2 separate regions of the Homo sapiens genome follow, and region 1 is linked to region 2. A link is an interaction called in ENCODE POLR2A ChIA-PET data of the cell type or tissue named here. Cell type or tissue: CD4-positive, alpha-beta T cell. All regions are shown on one strand. Each heading gives the region's core, and the rest is flanking DNA. Links, peaks and the distances in the headings are about the cores only. Region 1 overlaps MRPL1 (mitochondrial ribosomal protein L1). Region 2 overlaps CNOT6L (CCR4-NOT transcription complex subunit 6 like).

Region 1 (4,403 bases), core at 153-4,152, 130 kb before region 2:
GAAACTACAATTTTCAACAGAAATCAAACACTACAGACCAAAAGAAACCAAATACCACTATTTAAGTAGCACTGTTAGATCATGATATCTATGTTTTCAATCCTTTTGTAGTCAATTTGTCTAGCTGTATTATTTTATCTCCTTTATTAATACATTTCTCTTCCCCTTATTCTTAGCATATAACCTCACTTGCTACTTCAGAGAAAATAGCCCTCAGAACTTCCTGAACTACTGAGTCTCCCTGATCCAGCACTCATTCTCAAAATCTCTCCCACCCCGTGGCAATGAGATAGAAACAACTCCCTCTCCTTTCTTATCTCTTTTAATTGATAGTGAAAGGTTAGAGTTCCCTTGAGGTCAGTCCTATACTGCCTTCTCACCTGACTCTATAATCCTCACTCTCCCTAGGGAATCGTATCCATCTATTCTTGCCTTTCTGCTACAACCATCACAGTCCAGGCTACCATCACCTACCACCTGGATTACTGCCACAGCCTCTAAACTGTTCTGTCTTCTACACTTGGCCCTCTCCATTTCTTTTCCACCTATATTAGTAAGAGGGATCATTTTAAAATGAAAATTTCACCATGTCCTTAAAATACTTGGATGGCTAAACTTGGCTCTTTGAACAAAGGAAATTTTTACCAAGGTACTCCACGAGCTACTACTAAACTATCCAGTGAGCATCCTCTAGCCCCACTCTCCCTCATGTTCACCATGCTACAAATACACTCATCTTCTTTCAGTTACTTGACTCTGTTCTTTACCACCTAAGAATTTTCATAATCTTCCATCTATGACATTTTCCCCTATTGCTTTCCACTCCACTAGTTCATAGTAATACAGTTATCTTTCAAGGACTCTACTTAACATTATTTCTTCAGAAGAGTCTCCCCTGAATAGATTAGGTCTCTCATATACATTTGTATAACATCTTACACTTTTCCTTCACAGCACTTAGGACAATTTTAACTAAAGAAATAATTATCCAGGTCGGGCGTGGTGGCTCATGCCGGTAATCCCAGCACTTTGGGAGGTTGAGGAGGGTGGATCACAAGATAAGGAGTTCAAGACCAGCCTGGCCAACATGGTAAAACCCCGTCTCTACTAAAAATACAAAAAAAATTAGCCGGGTGTGGTGGCATGCTCCTGTAATCCCAGCTACTCGGGAGGCTGAGGCAGGAACTGCTTGAACCCCAGAGTCAGAGGTTGCAGTGAGCCAAGATTGAGCCACTGCACTCCAGCCTAGGCAACAGAGGAAGAGTCCATCACAGAAAAAAAAACAAAATATACACACAAAAGTTAGCTGGGCATGGTGACACGTGCCTGTAGTCCCAGCTACTCAGGAGGCTGAAGCAGGAAAATCACTTGAAGCTGGGAAGCAGAGGTTGCAGTGGGCCAAGATCGTGCCACTGCACTCCAGCCTAGGCAACAGAGTGAGACTCCATCTCAAAAGGAAAAAAAAAAGAAATAACTGGCCAGGCGCGGTGGCTCATGTCTGTAATCCCAGCACTTTGGGGGGCTGAGGTGGGCGGATCACGAGGTCAGGAGATCAAGACCATCCTGGCTAACACGGTGAAACCCCGTCTCTACTAAAAATACAAAAAATTAGCCAGGCATGGTGGCGGGCGCCTATAGTCTCAGCTACTCGGGAGGCTGAAGCAGGAGAACGGCGTGAACCCGGAAGGCAGAGCTGGCAGTGAGCCGAGATCGTGCCACTGCCCTCTAGCCTGGTCGACAGAGCAAGACTCCGTCTAAAAAAAAAAAAAAAAAAAAAAAAAAAAAGAAATAACTATCCAAGGCTGGGTGTAGTGGTTCACGCATGTAATCCCAACACTGGGAAGCCAAGGCGGGTTGATCGCTCATGCCTATAATGCCAGCACTTCAGAAGACTGAGGTGGGAGGATAATTTGAGCCCAGGAGTTCAAGACCAGCTTGGGCAACATAGTGAGACCCCGTCTCTTGAAAGAAAAGAAAAGAAAAAGAAAAAGAAAAAGAAAAGAATTATCCAATTAATTCCTGCTCCTCAATAGATGGTAAGCATCATGGGCAGGAAATGTATATAGCTTGTTCAGCATTGTATACCTAGCACCTAGCACAGTGTTTGTCAAGTGAAGACTCTAAATAAACATTTGTTGAATGAAGAAAATTTGAACAAATGAGAGCAAAAATTGGACTCAAATATTATGCATTACAGCACATGAAAGGGGCCATTTTTCTGATGATCCATTTATTCATTCATTCATTCAACAAATACGCCAATGAAACATGTGCTAGCACTGCTGGAAGCATTTAGGTACATCAGTGAATAAAACATAAAAATCCCTATCCTCATAGGGCTTATGTCTAGAGGGGGAAGACAATACCAATAAAAATAATTGGGGGATGGAGGCACTGCAGGATAAAAGGGATTGTATCAGTGGAAAGTGGTTTGCAATTTTAAGTATAGTGGTTAAGACAAGCCTCATTAAAAGGGTGACATTTGAGGCCAGGCATGGTGGCTCATGCCTGTAATCCCAGCACTTTGGGAGGCCGAGGTGGGAGGATCACGAGGTCAGGAGGTCGAGACCAGCCTGGCCAACATGTTGAAACCCCATCTCTACTAAAAATACAAAAATTAGCTGGCCGTTGTGACAGGCGCCTGTAATCCCAGCTATTCAGGAGGCTGAGGCAGGAGAATCGTCTGAACCCAGGAGGCGGAGGTTGCAGTGAGCCGAGATCGCGCCATTGCACTCCAGCCTGGGCAACAAGAGCGAAACTCTGTCTCAAAAAAAAAAAAAAAGGGGGGTGATATTTCAGCAAAGAGTTGAAAAGATATGGGAAAGTTAGCCACGCAAACACCAAGAAACTGTTCTAGGGCAAAGATTCTAAGGCAAGAGTGTTCTTAATGTGTTTAAGAAACTAGAAGGCCAGCTGGTTACAGCAGAGTGAGTGTGAGGGAGGATAGATGGAGAAGAGGTCAGAGAGGTCAGCTGGGTGAGGCGGGGGTAGGAGAAGGTAGGCACAAGGTGATATCGAAGACTTGTACACCAGTGCTACTCAACAGAAGAATAATGTAAGCCACATGTACAATTTAAAATTTTCTAATAACTACAATATATAAGGTAAAAAGAAACAGTAAGTTAATATTTTATCACTAATACCCCAAAGTATTATTAAATTATCAATGTAAAAAAATTGGGCTGGGTGTGGTGGCTCACGCCTGTAATCCCAGCAGTATGGGATGCTGAGGCGGGTGGATCACCTGAGGTCAGGAGTTCAAGACCAACCTGGTCAACAGGGCAAAACCTCGTCTCTACTGAAAATACAAACATTACCCGGACCCAGTGGCATGTGCCTGTAATCCCAGCTCCTCGGGAGGCTGAGACTACAGAATCACTTGAACCTGGGAGGCACAGGTTACAGTGAGCCGAGATCATGCCACTGCACTCTAGCCTGGACAACAGAGCAAGACTCCATCTCAGAAAAAAGTATTTTACATGTTTTTTTTTATGCTAAGCCCTCAAAATCTAATGTATATTTGACAAATTCAATTCAGATTAACCAATTTGAAGTGCTCAATAAATAGTGGCTAACAAAATGAATAGCACAACTGTAGGCCATTCTAAGGGCTTTGGATTTAGAAAAATGGAAAGGCTTTGCAGAGTTCTGAGCACAGGAGTAACATGACTGAGGTCCTTAAAGGATGAATTTCACTACTCATTGACAGTAGACTGTAGAGAAATCCAAGTGAGAGATGGTAGCAGGTGGGAACAAGGTAGCTGCAGTGGGGCAGTGAGAAGTCAGAGTCTGGATTTATTTTAAGCGTAAAGCCAACAGGATTTGCAAACTATTTAATGTAAAGTGTGAGATACAGAGAGGAGTCAGCCAGGTGCAGTGGCTCAGAGCCTGTACTGCCAGCACTTCAGGAGACTGAAGTGGAAGGATCACTTGAGCCCAGGAGCTCGAGAGCAGCCTGGGCAACACAGTGAGATCTCATCTCTACCAAAAAAAAAATTAGCTGGTCATAGTGGGCCCCAGAGGTCAAGGCTGCAGTGAGCCGTGACCGGGCCACTGCACTCTAGCCTGGCCAACACAGTGAGATCCTGTCTCAAAAAAAAAAAAGAGTCAAGGATATTCTGAGGTTTTGGCCTGGACAAATGAAGGATGGAATTGCCTTCAAATGAGAAGAAAAAGACTGCAGGCTATGACAATGAATTTGATTTTAAACAACTGCAAGGTGCTGATATGCTATCAAAGTGGAGATGTAGAATACTCAGATGAGTATAAGAATCTAAAGTTCAGAAGAGTGATCCCAACTGTAGATATAAATTTGATAACCATTAAGGTATAGACAATAATCGGCTGGGCATGGTGGCTCATGCCTGTAATCCCAGCACTTTGGGAGGCAGAGGTGAGTGGAT
Region 2 (4,403 bases), core at 335-4,334:
CAAATATAGGATGTTATTTATCTACTTCCTTATTTAACCTGGTCTCTCAGCTTACCTTTTCCAATTAGTTACCTTCTGGCACTCCCATGATTACTTAAAGGGACCAAGAACACATTTTATATCATTTTATACTGAATATAGTAAGAACTTCTATTTGGTTTGGTTTTAACAGTGTTGGGATGTGATCCAGAAAGGGTCAGAGTTAACTTTGTGTGATTATACTATTGTCTTGACTGTGTATTACATTGCCCCTTTTTACTTGTAAATGAATTCAGGGATGGAATATTACTTAAATCCTATAGATTGCTTTAGTTTCTCATAGTTGGCAGTCACTGTCCTCTCTCTAGCATTAATTAATTACATCAGAGCCCACAAAGTTATTTTTAGACTACAAGTTGGTAAGAAATTGAGTTATGTCTTTATTTGAAGGACTGCTCTGGACGTGTTCTTTTTGCACATGAAACATCCAACCTAATAATAATTCTCAAATCATATAAGGGGATTTTTTGGTCATAGCAGTCTTTATTATATTAATATATGTTCTTTTATCCATTTGACCTTTCGTCTAGTTTTTTTTTCAAAAATGTGAATATACAGAAGAATTCTTAGAATAAAATATCATCAGGAATAATGCTTTTAGCATCTGTATACCAGTCACAGAGTATGAATGGTAAACTAATGTATCGAAAGAGACAAGTTTAAGATTTTCCGTATTACCAAGGCTGTATGGCTTGGAACAATGATTGGAAAGTAACTATAAACTAATATGTCTAATTGAGAAGAAACATCTAATAATAGAAAGAATGGCAGAAAACCTCTATATTTCAAAATGTTACCTGTATGGAAATCTGTGAAACAAAGTAGATGCAGAATAGAGTGCATTTGGTTTGTATGGGAAGGGAATGCAAGAAGTAGCATTGTTAAGGTAGTAGGGATAGAATATGGGTAATTATATCTTACTATATTGTAAATTTATTACAGTTATAAACAAGGAAATAAGATAAATTGTAGATTACAGCCATCAGCACTAATGCTAGAAATCTCATTCTTTTAAAAACAGAATATCTGAGAAAGTCTTAAAGTTCAAGAAACATATCAACACTCTTATTTACTAGAAAGAAGGAACTTTATTTGGTTCAACTAGTTTTCAACTCTCTCTTTGGTTTTTCAACCCTTGGTGAAGCTGAAGTGATAAAACTTGAGTGAGAATGTGTGCTCTAGAGTTTCTCAGTGGCAGTGGAAGGGAGTGTTAGTTATAATGACATATGCATCCTGTTTAGGAAGACTAGTTTTGCTTTTCTGGACTTTTGAAACCATGACAGTAAAAAGAAGGTACCTTTAAAAGATTGAGAAGTTTTAAAAGTCAAAAGTATGGCAGTATATACCAATGAGAAATAAAGTTGGAAGGATAGTTGCAAGCATCTGATAACCCAGTGGTTGCTCAAGATTTATGTTTAAAGAATTGTTATTTAAATGAAGAAAGATCAATAACTAATCATGTATTTTTAAAAAAGTTTAATGAACCTATGATCATTACTAAGAAACTTAAGAAAAAGAAAAGGCTGGGTGAAAGTGCTAAGGCAGTGAGGAGGATATTTTAACTAACATTATGCACTGTAAATAACAAGGAAGGAATGGACCCGCTGCAGACTGTATAATCAGTAATTGACGATCAACAAAAAACAGCTCTATACAATTTATGTTTTGCTTTCATGATTTCTATTGAGAAGAATTTTCCTCAAAGTAGAAACACTAAGACCAGGTAAAGAGGAGAATGGCAAACCAAGACGGTGAGATTGGTAAGCCAAGAGAGTCACTAAACTGCACTAACTAGTTAGGTTTTCAGATGAAGATAATTATATCTTATGGTATTAAAGATCTTACGGAAGTGTGGTTAGAGAACTGGCAAAGGTAATCTGTTATAAATATTGGAGTAGAGAAAAAAATTCTAGGATTTGGGGGATGGATGAACTATCAAACTTTTCAAAAAGACAGACTTGCCCAGCCTCAGTTTTCTTCATCTTTGTAATGGCAGTAGTAATACCTCCTGCTGCAATGTGGGTTCTCAGAGATAACCGAAAGAAGACTCGGAGATAGTTTGGTGTTCAGGAGTTTATTAGAAATCAACACCTGTGGAAAGGGGAGGAAGCAGAATTGGACATACGGAGAAAAGTGAAGTGTTGCAGGCCTGACTGCCTCAGGTGACTCAACAGGGAGCTTTAGAGCTTATATGGCCTGTGAGAGTTAAACCACAAGGGGCCCACATCCCTGGACTTTTAACTTTTGCTTTCGATTTCTAATTGGATGGTGGTGCTCCTAGAAGTATGTGACCATGAGTAGGCAGCTTTCTGCAACTGAAGCAATCCCTGATGAGGAATCTGAGCAGTATATCTCCATGTGCAAATTTTAGGACTAACATATATGAAGTACTTAACACAAATCTTGAGACTGGATAGATCCTCAATAATGGTAGCTTTCATTTTTTTTTTATTATTCTGTCCTATTGAGAAATTTAATTATTTTGAGAGAAGAGAATGCATGCTCATAACATTTATAAATGTCCAAAAGCTGGCAGGGATATTTAATCTATTAGAAAAATAGAATTAGATCCAATAGAAAAATAGAATTATATCCTGTAAATTTGTGCATCTATCTTACATATCTGTAAAAAATTAAAAATTAAATAGAATGAAGTTTCAGAGCACTTAATATCCGAATAGGTGAACTAATGAGCAGATGTTCATGAAGTGATACTTAACTGAGGTAAAGATTGCCGCTCTTAGATTATTAATGGAAGGAATAAAAAGAGGGAGGGACAAGAATCAGCTGAGACCACAGAAAAATATATGTAGCAATGTTCATTACGGCATTAGTTAAAATACGTAAGTAACTTAAATGTCCAACACAGGTTAAATAAATTATGGTGAATCTGTAGAGTGGACTATAATCCAGTCATCAAAATTGATTTGGAAGAATATTAAATGTTATAGGAAATGTCCCTGATAGAATAGTATTGTTCTAAATGCGTAAAAATATGTGTGTGTATGTGTGTAGAGAAAAGTCTGGGGAAATATATTAACTTTTAAATGGAGGTATTGGGTTATAAGTGACTTAGTTTTCTTTGTTCTCATATCTCTACAATAAACATATTTAATGTATCATTTTTTCCACGTTTTTGTTTTGAAGTACCTATAAATGCAGGACTGACAAGACCTGGTTTAAGAGCAAAAAGATCAAAACATTTCAGATATATGTTAGTTCCTGTTTGGCTTACAATATGACTTTCCCCAAAGTGAAGTTTTAGTCTTTATTAATGAAAATACAGTTAAAAAATGAAGAAGGCTGTAGTTCATTTATGCCCAGTTATAGGTACTGCACCTTTGGGTAAACTTGAGTTGTTCAAATGAACTTTTCAAAAAGACAGACCCAGTTGTCAGTTCAATTTAAATTTGTTGAGCAAATTTAAACAAATTGTTCAGATGAACAACATCACACATCATGTAAGTGTAACTGATCGTTTCTTTTCCGGAGAAGACATGGAGGGTGGGAGAGCATTGACATCTATTGTCAGATATTTAAAGTGGTGTCATTTGGAAGAGAAATTAGATTTAATGTATATTCTTGAAAAGATCTAGATCTAGTTTTAATGGAAAAAATGGGAGAAGAATACAGGAAAGCAAATTTTAGTTATTTCTTTTAATTAGAGTCCTATGCTCCCCTGCCCCTACGCCCCAAAGAATGACCTAGCTTTGGTAGAAGTAAAATTATTCCAGTTATAAAAATATTATAATTAACAGGATTTTTAAGACTTTTGTACAGAATCCTAGGTTCCTGTAAGTATACCATAGAAGTTCTGTGAATATTTAGAAGATATCTCAAAAATTAAATGTGAATAATTGAACTGTAATTTGAAAATAACATGTTCACTCACATGTTTCAAATACAAGTTTTAACATTTTGGAAATCATTAACGTGTTCATAAAGTACTGCTTAGTTAACTTGTTTTTGGTGCAGACCTCTGAATCAAATTTCTTCATGTCTGCTTCTTTTTTCTGAGTATAGGGCCAGTTATTTACCATTTATAGCTGTGTGAATCAGGATTTTTAATAATACTCTGTAACCAAAACAAAATACAAAAATTGGACACTGAGACTGATATAAAACTATATCATCTCTGTCCTCTGATTTCAAATTTTTATATTCATCAAAATAGGTTGCTTGTTTTCAGTGGTTGATTTATTCTAACATAATGCTGCTTTTATCTGTTTTATCTGTGGGAATCTCACCAGAAACTGTAAAAGGTATTCCACAGCTTAAAATTGTTTGAAGAAGTCTGATATGGACAATGGTCAATCCTGTCTATAGGACACATTTTGAAACTGCTCACTCCTCTTGATTTCTCT

The links. ChIA-PET counts read pairs that join two places held together with the same protein. Peaks named below come from ENCODE experiments on the same cell type or tissue, not always from the same donor. Only the 100,000 strongest peaks of a DNase experiment are listed, where the experiment ranks them.
Region 1: POLR2A ChIA-PET joins it to region 2 with 5 read pairs; 9 of 35 experiments call an interaction of 5 or more read pairs at or near these places.

The regions. Positions count from the first base shown.
Region 1 is chr4:77,865,129-77,869,531 of GRCh38, reverse strand. The region is part of intron 1 of MRPL1 (mitochondrial ribosomal protein L1); the gene reads right to left. Among named protein-coding and RNA genes, the nearest start is that of MRPL1, 4.5 kb to the right of the region's middle. In CD4-positive, alpha-beta T cell, for the core only: no CTCF peak of the experiment used is centred there; no DNase peak of the experiment used is centred there.
Region 2 is chr4:77,732,996-77,737,398 of GRCh38, reverse strand. The region is part of intron 8 of CNOT6L (CCR4-NOT transcription complex subunit 6 like); the gene reads left to right. Among named protein-coding and RNA genes, the nearest start is that of CNOT6L, 84 kb to the left of the region's middle. RefSeq lists an enhancer at 2,342-2,401. In CD4-positive, alpha-beta T cell, for the core only: no CTCF peak of the experiment used is centred there; a DNase peak (open chromatin) is centred at 2,248.